Regions from separate parts of the Homo sapiens genome. Here region 2 is linked to region 1. Evidence: read pairs that join two places in POLR2A ChIA-PET (ENCODE). Cell type or tissue: PC-9. All regions are shown on one strand. Links, peaks and the distances in the headings refer to the core of each region. The heading gives the core; the rest is flanking DNA. Region 1 overlaps C2orf92 (chromosome 2 open reading frame 92). Region 2 overlaps CRACDL (CRACD like).

Region 1 (11,150 bases), core at 1,940-9,939:
TGGCTTGAACTCAGGAGATCAAGGCTGCAGAGAGCTATAATCACACCTCTGCACTCCAGCCCAGGTAACAGAGCGAGACCCTGTCTCAAAAGAATAATAAAATTAAACAATAAAATAAAATAACAGAAAATTATCACAATATGATTAAGACCATCATGTGGGTGTCTGATAACAGTCTCATGAAGTTCTAGGTATTCCTGGAAAAAAGAGAGAAATTTGTTCCTTATTCAACTTGGCTTAGAAAAGAGAGAAAACTCCCAATTTAATAAGACTGATAATTAACTTGACTTTTGAAATGCAACATGTCAAATCCGACTCAGATTAATAGCCACAGACAGAAAGCCCTGGCGAGCATGGAGTTATCCACCAGGGGGCGCGCTTGGCTTGGTCTTCCACAGAGCTGCAGCAATGGTAGACCTGACACGGGAACACATTTTCACTCTCTTTCTCTACCAGAGGCAAGAGCCACTGCCTATTCTTATCGTCAGTATGGACGTAAGTTTTCATTTACCTAAGGTTCTTTGAAGAATCTGAAGGCGTCTTTTATGTTTGATGGTTTGTGTTTGATCATTTCTTGGATTATTTTTTTGTGGGAAAAAATAAGCACAATTATCAAATTTTTGACCAACACAGTTTCATTTCCAGATTTCTTTCCAACTTTAGAACTACTAACTATGACAGGAGCAGCCACCCATTACAAGAGCAATTCTCCCGTCCTTCCATGGTGTAGGCTCAACCCAAGCTGCCAATCAAGCATGTGCTGGGCTTGGTAAAAACCTTCTTAAAGGAGTGCAGAACCAAGAAACTCTGACTTTGTGCTCAAGAAAAAGTTGAAGTCTTTCATCTTCATGATTCTCTATGTTTTGGAGACTCTAACATTGACGTGAGCCTTTGATTACATGTTAATAGCATGTTATTGCTAGGACTGATGCTATGTTCCATTCAGTGGACCTATGATCATCAGTAGCTACAGCTGCTGTCCACAGACCTGGGCACACCTTTTAAAAGACACTTCACTTCCCAGAATGGTCATTTCCCCACTCCTCCTCCTATCGAGATGTTTTCGACCATTGGTTTTTTTGTTTTTTGTTTTTTGTTTTTGAGACGGAGTCTCTGTCCCCCAGGCTGGAGTGTAGTGGCCCCATCTCGGCTCACCGCAACCTCCACCTCCTGGGTTCAAGCAATTTTCCTGCCTCAGCCTCCCAAGTAGCTGGGATTACAGGGATACGCCAGCACACCCAGCTAATATTTGTATTTTTAGTAGAGATGAGGTTTCACCATGTTGGCCAGGCTAATCTCGAACTCCTGACCTCAGGTGATCCACCTGCCTCGGCCTCCCAAGTGCTGGGATTACAGGCGTGAGCCACCACACCCAGCCTTTTTTTCTTTTTTTTTTGAATGGTCACTACTGCCAAGGAGGAGGTGCAGACAGTGTGGTCTGGAATTTACTGTCCCTGCAGAGTAGCCTGAGAGCAGCTCCCACCCTCTGAAGATGGATCTGATCAGCCCCCTCAGCTGGCAGACGTGAGCTTTGTCACTGCCTACAGTTCTTCTCAGCCCTCTTCTTCCCTCACTCTTCCTACTTGGAAAAACCCTATCAAGGAGATCAGCCTCTTGTTCTCCCAGAACTCCGTGCGATTACAACGTAAGCACTTTTTAAAGACCTTCAATGTTAGCATGTTTATATCTAATAGTTATTTACCGATTAGATTGACTCTCCTAAGAGCTGTGAGCTCTTGGAGGACAAGAATGCCTCACTGAGCTCTCTAGCTTCCAGCACAGTGCTTCCCACTGGGTAGGACAGATCAGTAGTTAGGTCTTGAGTGAGAGAATGAATCTGGAAGAATCTTGACTGCAACCTCATGGGGGACTCTGAGCCAGAACTACCCTGCTAAACCTGTCTTGCTAGGCAAGACTGCCGGGCATGGTGGTGCGTGCCTGTAGTCCCAGCTACTCAGGAGGCTGAGACAGGAGAATTGCTTGAATTTGGGAGGTGGAGGTTGCAATGAGCCAAGATTGCGCCACCGCACTCCAGCCTGGATGACAGAGTGAGATTCCATCTCAAAGAAAAAGAAAAGAAAAGAAAAGAAAAGAAAGAAAATAAAAGAAAAAATGTTGTCCTGGCTTCTCCTGAAGGAAAAATAAAGATTTGAAAGTAAAATTATGTTAAAGCAATTGACTGAAGAAACAGTTTTAGAAATCAAAAGATCAAGCTAGATAGTAGGCTTTCTATTCCTCAAGCATATCATTTAATTTTACTTAAACAATGATTATTCAGGGGTGAAGGTAAATTATTCAGGGGCATTTTTTATTCAAGGGTGAAGATACATTATTCAGGGGCTGAGGTATCTTGGCACTGTAATATACATTCCTGGGCAGACCACACCTAACATTTGCAAAAAACCAGCACAAGAATTTTAATAGGTTAACAAATGGTACTAGGAAAACAGGATATCATATGCGAAAGAATAAAGTTAGAGCCTTATCCAACACCATAAACAAAAATTAACTCACAATGGACCAAAGACCTAAATGTAATACCTAAAACTATAAAAACGTTTAGAGAAAAACATAGAGCAGAAACTTCATGACATTGGATTTGGAAATTATTTCTTGGGTTTGATACCAAAGGCACAGGCCACCAAAGAAAAAACAGACAAATTGGACTGTATGCAAATTTTAAAATTTTGCGCATCAAAAGACAGTGTCAACAGAATAAAAAGGTACCCCACCCAGGATGGGAAAAAACATTTGCAAATTGTTTATCTGATAAGGGAATGATACTCAGACTATAGAGAGAACTCCTGACACCCAACAATATACAAAAATACAAACAACTGATTCAAAAATGGGCAAAGAACTTGAATAGATATTTTTCCAAAGAAGATATACAAATGGCCAATAGTACTTGAAAAGATGCTCAACATCACTAATCATTAGGGAATTGGCGAGGATGTGGAGAAACTGGAACCCTTGTGTGCTGTTGGTAGGAATGCAAATGGTACCGCCATGATGGGAAACAGCATGGCGTTTCCTCAGAAAATTAAAACCAAAATCATATCATCCAGCAATCTCACTTCTGAGTATATACCCAAAATACCTGAAAGCAGGGTCTCAAAGAATTATTTGTACATCCACGTTCATAACAGGATTATTCACAAGGCTAAAATGTGGAAACAACCCAAATATCCATCAAGGGATAAGTAAGTAAACAAAACATGGTAGATACATACAATGGAATATTACTCCGCTTCGAAAAGAAAGGACATTCTGGGCCGGGCATGGTGGTTCACGCCTGTAATCCCAGCACTTTGGGAGGCCGAGGCGGGCGGATCATGAGGTCAGGAGATCGAGACCATCCTGGCTAACACAGTGAAACCCCATCTCTATTAAAAATACAAAAAAAAAAAAAAAAAATTAGCCGGGCGTGGTGGCGGGTGCCTGTAGTCCCTGTAGTCCCAGCTACTGGGGAGACTGAGACAGGAGAATGGCATGAACCCAGGAGGAGGAGGTTGCAGTGAGCCAAGATCGCGCCACTGCAGCCTGGGCGATAGAGTGAGGCTCTGTCTCAAAAAAAAAAAAAAGAAAGAAAGAAAGAAAGGACATTTTGAAATATGCCACAACATGGATGAACCTTGAGGACATTATGCAAAATGAAATGTCAGTAACAAAATACTGTATGATTGCACTTACGTGAGATATTTATAGTCAAAATCATACAGAAAGTAGAACGGTGGTTGCCAGGGGATGCTGAGATGGAGGAATGGATGGTTATTATTTAATGAGTATAGAGTTTTGGTTTTATAAGATGAAAAGAGTTCTGGAGATGAATGCTGGTGATGGTTGCACAACATTATGAATGTATTTAATACCACTGAACTGTGCCCTTAAAAATGGTTAAGATGGTAAACTTCATATTATGTGTATTGTATAATAATTTTTAAAAATTGAAAAAGAATACAAATGGAGAAACACCTATCATATGTATCAATAATTAAAAGTTATAAATCATGGCTCAGTCTACATATCTATACAAAGACCTGCTGCTTTCTTGGTGGCTAAAGGAACCCCAAGGCTCCTTCCAATCCCCTGCCACTCTGAGTGACAGCACAGATGTGCTGAAGCAGAGAAAAAGCTGGGCCCAGGCCCAAGATTCCTGAGCAGTGACTGGACTCTCCAAGCCTCACTATGACCAAGTAGAATTTATTCTAGGAATGTAAGGTTGGTTTGATATTAGGAAATTCATTATTATCATATATATAATCTTAATAGACTTAAGGAAAAGAATCATATGATTAGTTCCAAAAATTCAGCACCCATTCTTGATTTTTTAAATATGTAATAACAAATGTTAACAAGGATGTGAAGAAATGGGAACTCTTGCACATATTGGTGGGATTGTAAAACAGTGTAGCTGCTATGGAAACAATATGGAGGTTCCTCAAAAAATTAAAGATAGATTTACCATATGACCCCACAATCCCACTTCTGGATACATATCCTAAAGAATTGAAAACAGGATCTTGGAGATATTTGCATACCTATATTCATTGCAGCATTATTTACAATAGCCAAGATGTGAGAGCAACCCAAGTGTCCAACAACAGATAAATGGATAAAGAAAAGATGGTATATATATACAATAGAATATTATTCAGCCTTAAAAAGAAAGGAAATTCTGTCATATGCTACAACATGCATTAACCTTGAGAACATTATACTACATGAACTAAACCAACCACAAAAAGACAAATACTGTATGATTCAACTTACATGAGATATCTAAAGTAACACAACTCACAGAAACAGAAAAAAATACCCAAAAAGTATCTTTTGGACAGATATATTCTCATTCTCAGTATAAATATATGTATGCATACATATTTACATGTATGTGTGTAGATGGAAGGCTAGATATACAGATAATCTCTCATTCATATTAGTCCTATAACCAGACTCTTAATCAGGAAACTCAAGAGGCATTTCTCCAAGAGCAAGAACAAAGCAGGATGCCCACTGTATCTCCAGCAACCATTCAAGATTATCCTAGAGGTATTAGCAATGCAATTAAACATGATAAATAAATCAGGTAGAGGCATAACAATAGGTAAAGATGTAAAACTGGCTGGGCATGGTGGCTCATGCCTGTAATCCCAGCACTTTGGGAGGCCAAGGCGGGCAGATCACCTGAGGTCAGGAGTTGGAGGCCAGCCTGGCCAACATGGTGAAACCCTGTCTCTAATAAAAATTCAAAAATTAACTGGGCATGGTGGCATGTGCTTGTAGTCCCAGCTACTTGGGAGGCTGAGGCAGGAGGATCACTTGAACCTGGGAGGAGGAGGTTGCAGTGAGCTGAGATCATGCCACTGCACTCCAGCCTGGGCAACAGTGTGAGACTCCATCTCAAAAAAAAAAAAAAAAAAAAGAAGTAAAACTATCTCTATAACAGTATACGTAGAATTGAACAAGGCAATAGGACATAAAATTAATATATAAAAATCAAGCCTTCCTATACCCAAACATTAAGTAGGTAGAGAGTATAATGATAGAGAAACCCCCTCTCTTACAATAGCAACACAGAAAATTAAGTGACTTAGGAATAAACTTAAGAAGATACATGTAAAAATCTATGTAAGGAAAACTTTAACACACAGTGAAAATAAACTTGAAGAACTGGAAAGGCATTCCCATTTCTAGCATAGGATGACCTAACATCTGTTTTCCCACAGTGAATATTGTAGTATAAATTTGATGCAATGCCAATCAGAATACCATAGCCTTTTGATGAAGTTAGACAAGTTGATGTTAAAGTTCACATGGAAAAACAAACATGCAAAAATAGCCAGGAAAACAATGAAAAAACAAAAACTGCAAAAGGGGAACTAGTCCGACAAGACATTAAAACACACTATTTTCAGGCGCGGTGGCTCATGCCTGTAATCCCAGCACGGAGTTTCGCTCTTGTTGCCCAGGCTGGAGTGCAGTGGCGCGATCTCAGCTCGCTGCAACCTCTGCCTCCTGGGTTCAAGCGATTCTCCTGCCTCAGCCTCCTGAGTAGCTGGTCTTGAACTCCTGACTACAGGGGAGCTACATCACCCAGCCAGGAATAAGGATTTTTAATAAGCTCTTCCCATTCCCCACCCTGACCTCCGGCTGATGCATGGTGCGGCCCGGGAACTCCTGGCCAGGTTCATAATCCTGCACCCAGGAAAGACCACATATTTACCAGCTTGGACAGTGACCTATTTGGCCTGGTTTTTTTCTTTTAAATCTTTTAAGTCTTTCTAGGGGAGAAATGCTTCATGGATTCTAGCTGCTCATCCTGTCTGTGGAGCCAATCTCCCTCCAGCATGATCAGATAGCTCAGATGAGCCTCTGCTCCTAGCTGGAGGCAGCGCTTTCCCACACTCCTGAGGAGGAGGGGAGAATTCCTCCGGGGCAGCACCTCAGGAATGTGCTCAGCCACTGCCCAGCCCCACCACCCCAGCGGGGGAAGGACCTGCCCAGGTCAGTTTGGGAGGAGGCACCAGGTGTCTGCGGCTAGCTCTCTGTCCCTCCTGGCTGGCATCCGTCTGCCTGCAGAGAATAAACATTCTGATCTGCTCCTCCATGCTGTACATATCACAGAAGCAGACTCGCACAGGGTGGGATTTGGGGAAACCATGGGTATCCTAAACCTTACCATTGATTAGGGAACTCTTCATAATTCAGGGTGAAGCACACACGTTGTACAGCCAAGTACAAGTACTCTCTTGTGGCCAGGTGCGGTGGCTCACACCTGTAATCCCAGCACTTTGGGAGGCCGAGGCAGGCGGATCACGAGGTCAGGAGTTCAAGACCTGCCTGGCCAACATGGTGAAACCCCGTCTCTACTAAAAATACAAAAATTAGCTGGGTGTGGTGGTGTGCGTCTGTAGTCCCAGCTACTTGGGAGGCTGAGGCAGAGAACTGCTTGAACCCAGGAGACAGAGTTTGCAGTGAGCTGAGATGGTGCCACTGTACTCCAGCCTGGGCAACAGAGTGAGACTCTGTCTCAAAAAAAAAAACAAAAAAAAAAAAACAAGTACTCTCTTGTACTCTCTACAAGAGAGTCTGAGCACCATCTGCCAGACCCTCAGCTCTGAACTCAGGTCAGGTAAAAGGAAAAGGAGGGGCCAGGCCCGGTGGCTCACACCTGTCATCCCAGCACTTTGGGAGGCCAAGGCAGGTGGATCACGAGGTCAGGAGATCGAGACCATACTGGCTAACACGGTGAAACCCTGTCTCTACTAAAAAATACAAAAAATTAGCCAGGCGTGGTAGCGGGCCCCCATAGTCACAGCTACTTGGGAGGCTGAGGCAGGAGAATGGCGTGAACCTGGGAGGCAGAGTTTGCAGTGAGCCGAGACTGCACCGCTGTACTCCAGCCTGGGCAACAGAGTGAGACTCCGTCTCAAAAAAAAAAAAGAGGAAAAAGAACAATGACTTACCAACCCCCAATTCCAATTTTATGCATTTGCATTTACCTTTATCAGGAATTTTGTCCACACTGCCAAGGAAATATTCTGGTTTAGGAGAATTCCAAGCAATGCTGGTTCCTTTGATAAGACACATGAATAAAAAACAATAAGAAAAAGGGTATTCATCAGTACACATTTGCAAGCACCTTGGGCCCATATTTTGTATTCCATTTTTTGGTTTTTTTGTGGTTTTTTTTTGTCTTTTGAGACAGAGTCTCGCAGTCACCCAGGCTGGAGTGCAGTGGCAAGATCTCGGCTCACGGCAACCTCCGCCTCCCAGGTCCAAGTGATGCTCATGTCTCAGCCTCCCAAGTAGCTGGGACTACAGGCATGAGCCACCATGGCTGGCTAATTTTTTTGTATTTTTAGTAGAGACAGGGTTTCGCCATGTTGGTCAGGCTGGTCTCGAACTCCTGACCTCAAGTGATCTGCCCACCTCGGCCTCCCAAAGTGCTGGGATTACAGGTGTGAGCCACCGCGCCTGGCTTGTTTTCCATTTTTAAGTTGAAATGCTAATATAGAACTCAACTTGTGTGAGCAAAATGTGTGTTTGAAAGTGAATGCCTTGATGTAGACAGTGGTGCCGCCTCACTGCCGATTGCAGAGGTGCCCAGGCAGTTGTCCTGGGCTACCCTCAGGGAAACTACCCTCAGGAATTGGGGTGCAAACATCTGTCTGCAGAATACCAACACAGTGCCCATTCCCCCTCCCTGCCTGGGGCACTTGTACCCACGGCTGGCAGATTTCCAATACACTATTCTATCCTTATTACTGTGAGCAAATACCTATCTTAATTCCCAAAGTGCTAAATTTTTCCCATAATATGAAGCTGCTTTGGGGAAACAGTGTGTTCTTCACATGTGTCATTTCTATGGGTGTGCTTAAGGTAAGTCATTTTTTGGTCTTGTTTTATCATCCACTGAATGGGGTATTAATGACTGCACTAATTCTCTCAAACCACGTTGTGCACTTAGAAGGATTCGTGTGTTGGGTTGAAAGTTAGGATGCTGCTGGGGGCTCCTGTTGTCGGGAGTGGGGAACCCCACTTGCAGATCAGGTTTCTGTCCTCTGAATGCCTCCAGGGTGGCAGAACCTGCCTAACACTGCACATCAAGGATCACCCCAAAATACAGGGATATTCACACTTTGGAGCACAGATTCCATAGTGAGTGGAAGGTTATAGAGAGGATTTCAGACAGTTGTTTCCTTCATATCTCAATTTGGCTTTGCCCCACCAGTAGTTGGTTTAAAGACTGCTAGTATGATAGTATAGCACATTTAAGACAACACATAGGCCTATAGAAATGTGTGCACTTATTATGTTAATGACATACACTTGCCTTTTCTCATGTCTGTCTTTGTAATGGATCTGACTGCTGTTGCTTCGTTAAATGATGGGTCATACGGAAACTTTGGAAACACCTGCAGTAGAATTTCATCTCCAGTGGAGCAAACAAAGGCATGTTAATACAGCAACGCAGGATTGATATATTTTGCTCTCTAAGTACCTAAAGCAGTCTATGAATACAGTGAATACATGACGCAAACGCCACAGATATGGGACGTTATTCCCTAAAATGCCTTGTCTTGGGAAGGAAAACTCCAATTACCTAAATCATTTCCGGAAAATTGTGATGTCTGAGACATCCTGGGCAGTAAACACTGCCCGCTAAAGATATATGGCCCCAGATCTCCTGATACTTAGTGCCCTAATAACTCTTCTGGTTTCTGTTGTCATTCTGATGCACCTTTGAGGCTGTTCGCAAGATGACTCATAAAAATAGGGTAAAGTTTGTGAGGGCACAGATGAATCAGAACAGATTCTAAAAGCTCAGAAAGCTCTTTCTTTATAAAACTGTTGCTAATTCATGAGGGTTACATTTTTGAAATACATTAAGTTCTCCTTCCCTTTTAAGTTCTCAGGCTTCTGGCTTCCCTGGGAAGAAGCAGTTTTACCTTCCCCTCTAGGCTTTCCTTGCTAAGTCACAGAAAACAGCCCTCACAAAGCCCACTCATCCTATATTTATTCTCCGTGTATTTCCAGGGCTGTTGGTCCTCGGTGGTTTCCACTCGCTTGATGTAACAGGAGCTCACCACAGAGACACCAGAAAATGAACCATTGGGGTCACCAGGACAATGAGGAGCTGCTCTCACCACCTGTCCTTGATGACCATGCTGACCTACGAGTCCCTGGAAATGCTGCCCAGAGGGAACTGCAGAGTTGAGCCGTGGCCTCCAATGCCAAGGCCCACCTGGTGTGAGCTGGGCTGGTCAGTGGACTCTTGAGGGGTGATGGGAGCTTCCCAAACCCCCAACCAGACTCCCATCTTCAGATGCAATCACTCCCCTCCTACACATATGGGGCCGAATTCAGAGACACTGGGGTCACCTGCAAGGCCGAGAACAAGGCTTCTGCCTCCTAGACAGCAGGTGCTGAGGGCACAGCTAGGGGGACTGCAAGTGCTACCTGCATCTGCTCATGCATCCCCTCCTGGTCACCTGCCAGGCAGTTGTCTATGCAGACTGCCCGAGGCCTCTGTGATGGCTCCCGTGGGGAGGAGCAAGCCCAGCGCTCCTGACACGGACAGCTGCCGGAACGGAATAGAGGCCCATCGGGTGTCGAGAGATCTGCTCCCTTGCAAGCAGGAATGAACAGGCATCGCTCTGTGATCCAAATGCCTCCTAACCCGGGGGGAAGCATCAGCGCCACTCTCCCAGTTGCTCCTTCTCACACCTAAGGTGACCCTCAACCTTCACTCCTGATGCACAGCCCAGGCACCCTCAGGAGAGACTTCACTGGCCTTTGGACAGCTTCCTTCAGCAGACAGCTGTGGTTCAGAACCCTTTTCTCCATCTCAGCTCTCTGCTAAAGAGGACTTCCTTGGGCCTTGGCTTTGCTTTGTTGTGGTGGTGGTGGTGGTGGTAAAATACACTTAACATAAAATTTCCATTTCTGCTATTTATTTAGAGACAAAGTCTCGCTGTGTCACCCAAGCTGAACTGCAGTGGTGTAATCATAGCTCACTGCAGCCTTAAACTCTTGGCCTCAAGCAATCCTCCCGCCTCAGCCTCCTGAGTAGCTGAGACTACAGGCATGTGTCACCACACATCCGGCTAATTTTTTAATTTTTTATAGAAACAGGGTCTTGCTATGTTGCCTAGGCTGGTCTGGAACTCCTGGCCTCAAGTGATCCTCCCACCTCAGCCTTGCAAAGTGTTGAAATTACAGGCATGAGCCACCATGCCTGGCCCATTTTTACTCTATTTAAGTGTACAATTAAGGGTATTCAAAACATTCACAGTGTTGTGTAAACATCACCACTGTTTATTTCCAGAACTCCAGGCTGGAGTGCAGTGGTGCAGTCTCAGCTCACTGTAACCTGTGCCTGCCAGGCTCAAATGATCCTCCCACCTCAGTCTCCCAACTAGCTGGGACTACAGGTTCACGCCACCACACCCAGCTAATTTTTTTTTAATTTTTAGTAGAGACAGGGTTTCACCACGTTGGCCAGGCTGGTCTTGAACTTCTGACCTCAAGCAATTCACTTGCCTTGGCCTCCCAAAGTGCTGGGACTGAGGCGCTCGGCTTCCAGAACTTTTAAATCAACTGAAACAGGGCCAGGCACGGTGGCTCATGCCTGTAATCCCAAC
Region 2 (11,150 bases), core at 1,392-9,391, 1.2 Mb before region 1:
AGAACAAATTGTGTAGCAGGCCTTGTCGGGGGCATTGCTACAGTGGGGTTGTTTTGGGGAGGACATCTTGCTTTCCTTGGAGATGGCCAGAGGAACAGAATCGGGGTGAGCCTAGGTTGCCTTCATGAGCCGAGGGTCTGTGTTTGTGACACCCTTGGAAACAGCATGAAGTGATCAGTAACGAGGATGGGACTTTCTTTGTAGAAACACCAGCATTTGTCCCCTGTGCCTTGGGCTACCTCTAATGGTGGGGTGGTGGGGTGACAGATGATGACAATACTGGGCTGGCCCAAGACCAGAACAGAAGGAACCACTGGTTCTGTCACCATTCCTTGCCCAAAAACCTTCCAGAGATTCTGCAGTCCCTTGTTGTTCCACAGTGTGGATTTTTGGAGGCCGTGGAGGAGGTCACCACACAGGTCCCATCTTTAAGAACAAGTTCTCCAATGACTATTCTTTGCCTCCTGGACACTGGGAGGGGTGCATCCAGGCATGCGGAGGGAGACTGGCCCCACGAGGCGCAAGGTGCAATGATTCTGCCCAGCAGCCCGTGCGGAGCCTCCTGACTCCCGGCTAGGGCATAGCCCTCAGGTTTCACTCTGGTGTTCCCACAGAGCCATGTCCACCTGGAAGGAACTGTGAGAAACCATCAGGGGGGCAACATGAGCTGCAGCTGCGGTTTCCTGTTTCGATTTTGATCAGGGATCAATGTAATCTATGATGGCTGTTGGGTTCTATATAGCATCACTTTGGGGTATTAAGCGAGAAAAGAACGTATCTGTGGCAGGTACCACTTATAAAAGTTCACCCTGAACAACACACAGCAAAGGGAAGATTCTGAAGTTACCTAACTCGTTTCTGATCATTGTTAACAATAGATCTAAGTAATTTAAGTGCTCAATTGGGCTTTGGGGCTATAATTGGTTGACTGCCTTTGCAGCTGAAAAGAACTTACCAGTAGCAAACTTGTCTTGCGGAATTATTTCTTTTTTTTATTTTTGAGACAGAGTCTCACTCAGTCACCCAGGCTGGAGTGCAGTGGCACAATCTCAGCTCACTGCAACCTCTGCCTCCTGGGTTCAAGCAATTGTTGTACCTCAGCCACCTGAGTAGCTGGGATTACAGGCATGTGCCACCACGCCCAACTAATTTTTGTATTTTTAGTAGAGATGGGGTTTCTCCATGTTGGCCAGGCTGGTCTGGAATTCCTGACCTCAGGTGATCTGCCTCCCTTGGCTTCCCAAAGTGCTGGGATTCCAGGCATGAGCCACCACGCCCAGCCAATTGTGGAGTTATTTCAACAGACTAGATGTTCAAAATATTCCGTGAGGAAAAGCACGTTGTAATGTTTGTAAATCCCCATGAGTGGGTGAGGGTTCCTCTTAGAGGGGCGGTGGGCTAAGTGGCACATCATGTGGGGGATCCTCTCGCCTATTTCCTGGCAGGCCCAGAGGGACTCCAGTTCTGTATCCCTGTCCCAGGCCAGTTCAGCAGTGGATCTGTTCCCACCCTGGGGTCAGAGCTCAGCCACTGTGGTCCCTGTGTGTGGGTTGTGCATTGCTACATTAGAGGTAGTGGAGCCCAGAAGGGAAGCTGTGTTCTGGGGACAGAGGTTCTAGGCACCCGTGCTGACTTGCCTTGTGGCCTTGGGCAGCTTGGTTGCTCTCAAGTTCTACAGCGATAGCTTCTCTTCCTGCCTCTGTCACAGAGATGATGTGGAGACAAACAAGGGAGCCGGTGCAAAAGTACTTTGTGAAAAAGACAGAAATTGCCCCTCATAGACATGAGATCTTGTTCCCAGCAGTGGAGAAGGTAGGTCCTGACATCGAGGGTTCCTTCTGTGTGCTAGGCACTGCATAGAAACTTACACGTAGGATCTGCTTCAATTCTCACAACCGCTGAGGTATGAGGTTTCCAAGTTAGGAAACTGAGCCTCAGAGAGGGAAGTAACTTAACTCCAAATCCTCGGCCCCAAATCCCAGTCTATTTACATCACACTGCCTTGTCTTTAAAAGAAACTATTGGAGCTTCTTCTAATTATGAACAAAATGCATGCGAAGTCAGAAAACTTAGGAAGCGTGAAAAAGCACGAGACAGTTTAAAATGAACATCATTCCATGACCCACAGATAACGTCAGTTCACATCATTTTGTGATCCTTCCTTTATTTATTCTGTGCACTAAGAGCTTTACGAAAATAAAAACGGGTTCTTACTGCATACATCATTTTGTACACGTCATACTCATCAAAGGAAGGTCCACGGGCAGCATCGTCAGCATCACCTGGGAGCTTGTTAGAAATGCAAGCATCTCGGGCTGCAGCCCAGGCTTACTGAAGCAAAATCCTGATGAGCAAGCTCTTCAAATGACGGGGATACATTCTCACTTTTATTTTATTTAGTTTTAATTTTTTTACTCTGGGGGTACAAGTGCAGGTTTTTTGCATGGATATATTTTATAATATAATGGCGAGGTTTGGGCTTCTAGTGTTCCCATCACCCAAATAGTCCACATTGTACCCAATAAATAATTTTCCACCCTCCCCCTTTTGAAGTCCCCATTGTCTATTGTTTCCATCTTTATCTCCATGTGTACTCCTTGTTTAGCTCCCACTTATAAGTGAGAACATGTGGTCTTTTCTTTTCTTTTGAGACAGAGTCTCACTCTGTCACCCAGACTGGAGTGCAGTGGTGCGATCTCAGCTCACTGCAACCTCCTCCTCCAGGGTTCAAGCAATTCTCTTGCCTCAGCCTCCCTAGTAGCTGGGATTACAGGCATGTGCCACCACGCCCGGCTAATTTTTGTATTTTTAGTGGAGACGGTGTTGGCCAGGCTGGTCTTGAACTCCTGATCTCAAGTAATCCACCCACCTCGGCCTCCCAAAGTGCTGGGATTACAGGCATGAGCCACCACGTCCAGCCTGGTATTGGATTTTCTGATTCTGAGTTGTTTCACTTAGGATAATGCCCCCAGCTCCATCTGTGTTGCTGGAAAGGACATGATTTCATTCTTTTTTATGGCGGTGTAATATTCCGTGGTGTACATGCACCACATTTTCTTTATCCAGTCATTTGTTGATGGACACTCAGGTTGATTCCCTGACTTTGCTATTGCATACTCTTAGCAGTCTGTCATAGCTGATTTTCCCCCCATTGCAATGTATGGTGGGTATTGTCCCACGTCACTGAATATTTTCCTGTATCATGATTTCTAGTGACTGGATAACATCCCTCATATGACTGTGTCCTGCTGCTGTGTCTGGTCTGCCTATGTCTCCTACTGGTGAGCCTTCAGGATGTTTCCAGGACACTGTTATAAGAATGCTGGGTTATCTCCTTAGGACAAATTCCCCAGAAGTGAAATTACTAGAGCAGCAGGTTTTGATACATGCTGCCAGATTCCAGCCCAGAAAGGATGTAGCTTGCTTGGTCACTCAGACCCTTGCCAGGGTTTCTTGGGAGGCAGCTGCCATCATGGGGAAGAGCTCACACTTGCGGAGGCACAGGCCTTGATTTCAGGGTCGGACATTCCACTGACTGCCTCAGTCATCTCGGACTGGTTGCTTAGCTGCTCAGGCCCTCTATTTCCTCACCTGCAAAAAAAGCAATGGACCATTTAACTCATAGCTGGTTGTGAGCCTTAAATGAGGCCTGAGATGTGCTTAATAAATGTTCATTTCCTTCCCTCTGAATGAAAATGAGCCCAGGGCCTAAGGAGGTCCTATCACAAAGTCCTTAGATGTCCTTGCATAAGATATTTTCTGTTGCAGTTTATAAATTCTATTCTAATAGATGCACATGGGTGTCACTGACCTTTTCGTTTGGTTCTCTGATGTCTCAGGGAACGTATGGCTTGGGCACAGCAAAGAAGGGCAAAGAAAGAAAACTGAAATTTTCTGCTCCTGAAATTTGAGCAGAGAGGTAACATGTGTGCACCGTGCTGTGGAGAGCATGCTGGGAGGCGGTGGAGGGGCAGTGAGAGGTGTCAAGGCCTGCAGGTGTCTTGCTACCCCTGCTCTTCGCGAATCTCGCGGTCCCTGGGCATTCACACGATGTGACAGCGCCTCCCTTCGGGGACTTTGTCTCAGTGTGGAGTGATGTCTTGTTCGGGCATTGGGCCACTCTGTGCTGGGCATGACCTGTATGCTGGGCTTCCACGGGGACAGAGTGCTGAAGAGGCTCCTGAGGGGGCCCTACTACTGACAGAGGGCAGGTCACATGCCCAGAGCAGGCGAAAGCAAGCAGCAGAGGCAAGCTGCATGCTCAACCCGGCCCACCGAATGGGGTGGAATTGCCACTGTGGGCCTTGTGGGATTTGGCCAGCTCGTGTTGCTGGGCAGAGTGCTGCTGGCTGGGACAGTCCTTAGAGACCTCAGCCCTGGGGCCCAGTCCCTGTCCCTTCAATAATCCATTCTGCTGCAGGGGCCCCTGCACCACCTCCCAGGATACAGGGGACTCTCCACCAGCTAATTGGCCCTCTCCCTGGGAGAAGGCCAAGTCGTTGGCAGGAGCACAGTGGGCTGCACAAAGGGCAAATGTATATAAACTACCTTCAGCGCACTGCGTGATTATCATCTGAGCTCTCCTCTGAACTCACTGCTTTCTTCTGTCATCATCAAATGTATTCGTTGTGCTTTAAAATTAAATTGTAGGCCATTTGAGTAGAATTCTATATACAGTTGCCATTTGGAAAACAGAAAAGCAAACTAGGGCTTTTTCAGAACCATCTTCAGAAGTTGCCCTTGCTGCTGCCTGTTCCTGAGTTTTACTAACATAGAATCGCACCTGCCACCCAGAGCCCTCTGTCAACACTCCAGATATTGCCTGGAAACTGCTGACTGTACCGGTTGCAGTTGGCAAGCCATCAGACTTGGGAGGAACTTGAGTCAGGTGGCATTGTGATGCCAGTTGCAGGAGTCTATTATTTTGAAGTGGCAGCTGCAGGTAATCAGATAGGAGCCACCAGGGCAAGTGGCTGTGTCACGTGGGGTGGCTGGGGAGCCGGCTGGGCAGGCTCAGTGGGTGATTTTTGGGAGGGTGTGGCCCCTGCACCTGTCAGGTTTGGGCTCCAGGGGGAGGGCTGGAAATCCCATCAGTGCAACAATGAGTGGGGCAAGCAGGTCCCTGGTAAAGGAGCATTGGGAAGGCCCCAGGAAAGCAGTTAACAAAGCATATCAAGGACCTGAGGTAACACGATGGGCCTTTAAGGAAAAGTAAAAAGAAAACTGAAACTGGGGAGCAAGTGTGCAGCGCAGAGACGAGCGTGCCTCCCACAGGGTCCCTCGCACTGAGATAGCAAGTGGACATCAAGGCGAGGCAGGAGGGGCCGGGTGGTTTTGGTGCTGGAATGAGAGAGGAGAGCCCTGGGCCTGGGTGTGTCTGGCTCAGAAGCTGTTTCCGATTTTCTCAGCATTCCTCTTTCTTCCTGGGCCCTGCCCTTCCTCAGATGGGGAATGCAGCCTCACCTGCCATTGCCCTTTGCCTGCTTCCATGGTGAGCACAGTCAACAAAGCCCAAGCAACTCAGTGGGGATGCCAATCACAGGGAGGCGAGTCCAACTCCCTACAGAGCCAGGCCACCCCCATCCCGGCCTTCAGGGCTTGGAGTGGAAGGCGGAAGTGCATTGCGTTTCTTAGACGGCCTTTTCTGCTGTGTGCCTGTGCACCCGCCCAAGGAGCTCACGGGGCACAGGAGGGCTGGGCTTGGCAGAAGCCCCACTTCCTCCTGGCGCACGGGTACTTCTGTGAGAGATGGGGACAAGGGCTCTTGATCAGCAACCAGTGGTGACCCGTGGGCCCTAGGCCACTCAGAGGAAAGGGAGGCCCACTCTTCTCCCTGCTGCTAGCTTCCAGGAGGATGAGAGAGCTGGAGGCTCACAGCACACTCAGGAGGATGGCTGCCTTTTACCAGTGCATCAGGCCTGACCCCAGGTGGGCCCTCTGAGAGCAAAGAGGTGGTGGGGGAGAGTCGCGAGGGAGGGGAGGCCAGGCCGTGACTCCCGGGGCGTGGGTGGCCACCATCCCCTGAGGCCTATGGATAAATCTGCAGCGTCTGTTACCTTATGTTCTAGAATGTTTGTGACCTCCTTACTTAACAGACTTTTTATCTCCTTGAGTTGTGTAAATTCTGGAGCAAAATAAGGATTTTCTTTGTTTCCTTTATGACACACACGCATATTCATAAAGAGAAAGGGAGAGGGAAAGGGGAGGAGGGCTGGGTGAGCAGAGTGTGCCATTCTTACCATACCGTGTTTACACTTGGGATCTCCATGGCATAGTTGATATGCTTTGAGTGAAGGGAAGGCAGCAGAGGTCAAAGTTTAAGGATGTTGTAATTATGCCACTACCTAAAGCTCAGCACCAAAGGACTTGTGTTCAACTGATAGCCACAGCCTTGGGAGACGCTCTGCCTGAGCTCCTGCACAGCCAAAGCCAGGGGCCCTACACAGAGACATCTTGTCCTGCTGTAGGTGACCTTATCCCTGGAAGGTGTTTGGCTCTCAGTGCATTTTGACTCTGTGCACCGTGGTGCAGAGGGAAATAGAGCTATGGCTTGATTAAAATTCATTTGCTTAGCATAAATAAACAGATTTGTGTTTCTCATACCCCACATGGAAAATTCCCAGTAGGGCAGTCTCTGTCAGTACAGGTGATGGTTATATCCGCACATCACTTGAGCTGGGCGAACGGTCTTGGGAAATTGTTGTTGCTTCTTTGGAAAGACCCACCCACTGCCTGGCAGCAGGGCTTGGAGGGTGCTCTGGGAGTTGGGGCAGACAGTCCATCCTCAAAGCCTCACTTTCGTTTGTTACAAAGGAGTAGTAACCCAACAACTCAAGGATTCCTTGTGAAGACAGGGCCTTGTACTGGGTAAAACCCTGTGCATATAAGTCATCATCATTGTTACTGTTTCATAAAACTCTTTTTACTAAGAATGAAACCTCAGTGCCTGATTCTGCCCATTTTATATGGGCCAGGATAGAGTGGTGATGTTATGTCTTGGTAATAGGCTTCGGAGCATTATTTCCTACTGAAAAAACAAAACAAAAACAAAAACAAATTCAGCTCCACATCTGCTGTGCTGCAGAAATGTCAGTCATAAATGTAGGGTTCTAGATAAATGAAGCAGTATTTTGGGGATATATGCATAGAAAAATGGAGTATATTACCTCAATAAACTCATGAAGTTAAAAATAAGCCAGCCCTTGCAAAACTGTGCCCAGGGCTTCGGTGTCCTGTTCGTCACATATGTGTGCAGCAGTCAGCACGAGTCATAGCTCTCACTCAGAGACTGAACGTTGCCAAGTTAGATGGCCTCTTTGCAAGACACTCCTCAGCGTTAGAGTGAATTTATATTGTATCTTCCCAAGAATTATGCAAATAGAATTTCTAAAATAAGGCTATGAAGTCTGATGCTTAGCTCTTTTTGAAATAATGGTTTTGTAAAAGTCTCTGATAGTTTTTTTTTTAGTCTAATGACCTGAAAATGTCTAAACTAATGTTTTTCAAATCTCATATGAAAACATTCACCTCAATGAATGTGTAAACAGGTCGCTGTTATGAAAGCTGTCATGCTTTGCAGTCTAAGACATGAATTGTATTCAGGGGTGTTCGTGCAGGCTTAGGTGGCCCATGTGAACATAGGCTCATGTGTGCATATATAGAGTATACACTGTGTTGGATAGCTGTATGCATGCCTAGCTAAGTTAGTTAATTTGTCCATTTATAGGGACTCTGAATACCACTAAATCAACTGTTATGTAGGTAGTTTCTAAAAAATAGTGTAGTTTATATAAGATACTATTTATATGCTTATAAACTATGCTGTTTATCTCATGGCTGACTGAGTGTTGGAATGAAGCTATGGTATTTTCTTGCAAAGAAGCAGCCCAGCAAGTTGTGGCCTGCCATTCTCTCTAGATGCCCTCACTGTCCCTGCCCTGCCCACGGCTGAGGGGAAGCCTGGGGAAGTAAACCAGGCCTCTAAGCAGGGGCCTCCTCTGCTTCTATATTCCTTTACTCCCAAACCGAGGGGTCTGCAAAGCCCAGCAGACTTCAGCTCTGTGTGGCTATAGGGTAGATGATGTTTATAGGAAGACACTAGGCAAGAAGAACTCAGGCTAAAGAAATGTGACATTGTCTAGCTGAGTCATAGATTTTGAAAGAAGTCTGTCCTTGAGGCATTAATGTGTTGGGTGATCATTAAGAAGTGATTCTGCTGGTCACGGTGGCTCACACCTGTAATCCCAGCACTTTGGGAGGCTGAGGCGGGGGATCACCTGAGGTCAGGAGTTCGAGACCAGCCTGGCCAACATGGTGAAACCCTGTCTCTAATTAAAAAAAAAATACAAAAAATTAGCCTGCGTGGTGGTGCGTGCCTGTAATCCCGGCTACTCAGGAGGCTGAGGCAGGAGAATCACTTGAACCCAGGAGGAGGAGGTTGCAGTGAGCCAAGATCATGCCATTGTACTCCAGCCTGGGCATCAAGAGTGAAACTCTGTCTCAAAAAAAAAAAAAAAAAAAAAAAAAAAAAGAAGAAGTGATTGTTTCATCTATCAGGTGTTACTGCTAAGTGCCTCTGGATCATTTGCTCATTCATTCATTCATTCATTTAACAATATTTATTGAGCACTACCATGCAGCTGTTCTATGCTGGTGACATGTTATCTCTCCTCATGGAGTTAGTCTTCCAGTTTTACCTACTTAGCAAGAAAGGGGCTTTCTCTAGGCCACGCCTTACTTTAGTTTTTAAACATCAGACAAACAGTAACTACAGGGCAATAAGATACTTCAAATCTGACCAGCCAAGTTCCTTTACTCGCCCTTCTTGCTTTACTTAGAGCTCTGTCATTTAGCATCTGAATATTCTCTAGTTTCAGCCCTTTGATTATGAGATTTCTTTGCTTTCTTTTCTCTTATATGTCAGAGCAGATCTGTCTCTCTGTCCTCGCTATCCTTTCTGACAAGAGGACAGAGAAGGTTTTGCACACAAGTGGATGACAGCTTCAGAGAGCAGGAGGTGGGAGGCAGAGGTGAGTGGATCACCTGAGGTCGGTGGTGGGCACCTGTAATCCCAGCTGCCCAGGAGGCTGAGGCAGGAGAATCACTTGAACCCAGGAGACAGAGGTTGTAGTGAGCTGAGGTTGCGCCACTGCACTCTAGGCTGGGCAACAAGAGCGAAACTCCGTCTCAAAAAAAAAAAAAAAAAAAGCAGAAAGTCCTCTTGACACCTTCAGGGAGAAAGGGTTGGCTGCAGTGAGGTCCGGTCTTGACGCCTCTTTGGTGTGGGTACAGCTGTCAAGTCCCTCTGCTTTTGAGGATAATAATATCATTAAGCAGCAAGCTGGCACAATTTTTGAACAGAGATTTCTCACAGGAACTCTGCAAGCATTTCACATTCCATTTGCTTCAGTAATGTGAAACTTATTTTTCTAAAAAAAGGTACAGGCAGATCTTGGCATGACTCACTAGAGAACAATAGTTAAGTCATAATTTATTTTCATCTTTTTCCCCAGGAAAGGGAAAAATTGATTAAAAGTATGGGGAATGTAACCAGGCGTGAATCTGTAAAGGGGAAATGGATCAAAGAATCACACAAACATGTATACATGTAAAATGGGTAAGTTTTGTGAACAAAAGGCACAGGGTCTCCCATAGTATGTCGCGGGAGGTCTTGACACATCCTGAAGGGACAGATTGGTCTTCCTGCGGAAGTGGAATGAAAGCTGAAATCTGAAGGATGAGTAGGAGTAAGACCAAAGTGGAATGTGCAGGGAACATCAAGTTCAAGCAGAAGGAACAACATCTGCAAAGGCTCCAAGCTGGAAGGAAACGGAGTGCTATTGGTGGAGGGAGAGCAGGGCTGAGGCACGCATTCTGCTGGTGTGCACAGGGCTTGGGTTGGAGTCCAGCCCACCACCTCCTCTTGTTGACGTTTGTGTCTGTCCACGTTTGTGTTTTCCCCTATTCCTGCCTGCACCTCCAGTCTTCTCCATGAGATTGCATCCCTCTTCCTGTAACAGTTGTTTCAGTGTGAGTTTGCTGGAAACAAATTGTATCAACTTTTCTTTTCTGAAAATGTCTTTATTTCATCCTTTTTCCGCAGCTTTGATGACATATTAGTTACATATCATAAAGTTCACCTGTTTAAAATGTATAATCAGGCCAGGCGCAGTGGTTCATGCCTGTAATCCCAGCACTTTGGGAGGCCAAGGCCTGTGGATCACCTGAGGTCAGGAGTTCAAAACCAGCTTGGCCAGCATGGTGAAACCCCGTCTCTACTAAAAATGCAAAAATTAGCCAGGCATGGTGGTGGCTGCCTGTAGTCCCAGCTACTCCAGAGGCTAGGGCAGGAGAATTGCTTGAACCTAGGAGGCGGAGGTTGCAGTGAGCCGAGATCGTGCCGCTGCACTCAAACCTGGGTGATGGAACGAGACTCCGTCTCAAAAAAAAAAAAAAAAGGGTACAATCAATGGGTTTTTGTTAAAGAGTTGTGCACCAAGGAACACAATCTAATTTTAGAACATTTCCATTTCCCCAGAAAGAAACCTTGTGCCCATTAGCAGTCACTCCCATTCTACCTGTGTTTCCCCAGCATCCCTCTCCCCACCTCTTTGCAACCACTAATCTACTCTGTGTCTCTGTGGATTTGCCTAGTCTGGACATTTCGTGTAAGTGGAATCATGCAGTATGTGGCCTTTTGTAGCTGCCTTCTTTCACTTAGGTTAATGTGTTCAAGATTCATCCAGATTGTAGCATATATCATTACTTTATTCCTTTTTCTTGATGGATAATATTTCATTACATATATGTAACATGTTTTTTATTCTATCTATCCAGAGATGGATATTTGGGTTATTTCTACTTTTTGATTATTATATAAATAATGCTGCTATGAACATTGGTGTACAGGTTTTTTTGTGCACGTTTTAGTTGTGGTAAAATGCACATAACATAAAACTTACCATCTTAATCATTTTAAGTGGTATTAAGTGCGTTCAGATTGTTGTGCAGTCATCATCACTGTCCACCCCCAGAACTCTTTTTGGGGTCTTGCAAAATGGAAACACTACGCATTAAAAAGTAACTTCCTAATCCCTTCTCCCTCAGCCCCTGGCAGTCACCATTTTACTTTCTGATGCTACGATTTTGAC

What was found. Peaks named below come from ENCODE experiments on the same cell type or tissue, not always from the same donor. Only the 100,000 strongest peaks of a DNase experiment are listed, where the experiment ranks them.
Region 2: POLR2A ChIA-PET joins it to region 1 with 10 read pairs; 1 of 35 experiments calls an interaction of 5 or more read pairs at or near these places.

The regions. Positions count from the first base shown.
Region 1 is chr2:97,686,683-97,697,832 of GRCh38, reverse strand. C2orf92 (chromosome 2 open reading frame 92) reads right to left here. Exons shown (of 8, transcript NM_001351368.2): 4 at 8,840-8,938; 5 at 7,506-7,577. Among named protein-coding and RNA genes, the nearest start is that of ZAP70, 21 kb to the left of the region's middle. RefSeq lists enhancers at 6,340-7,139, 8,675-9,874. In PC-9, for the core only: no CTCF peak of the experiment used is centred there; DNase peaks (open chromatin) are centred at 4,192, 6,462 and 9,252; H3K27ac peaks cover 2,002 bases.
Region 2 is chr2:98,863,856-98,875,005 of GRCh38, reverse strand. The region is part of intron 1 of CRACDL (CRACD like); the gene reads left to right. Among named protein-coding and RNA genes, the nearest start is that of CRACDL, 67 kb to the left of the region's middle. RefSeq lists an enhancer at 4,889-5,496. In PC-9, for the core only: a CTCF peak has its summit at 5,116 (motif pointing right); DNase peaks (open chromatin) are centred at 4,915, 5,605, 6,265, 8,135 and 1 weaker place; H3K4me3 peaks cover 3,995 bases; H3K27ac peaks cover 5,606 bases.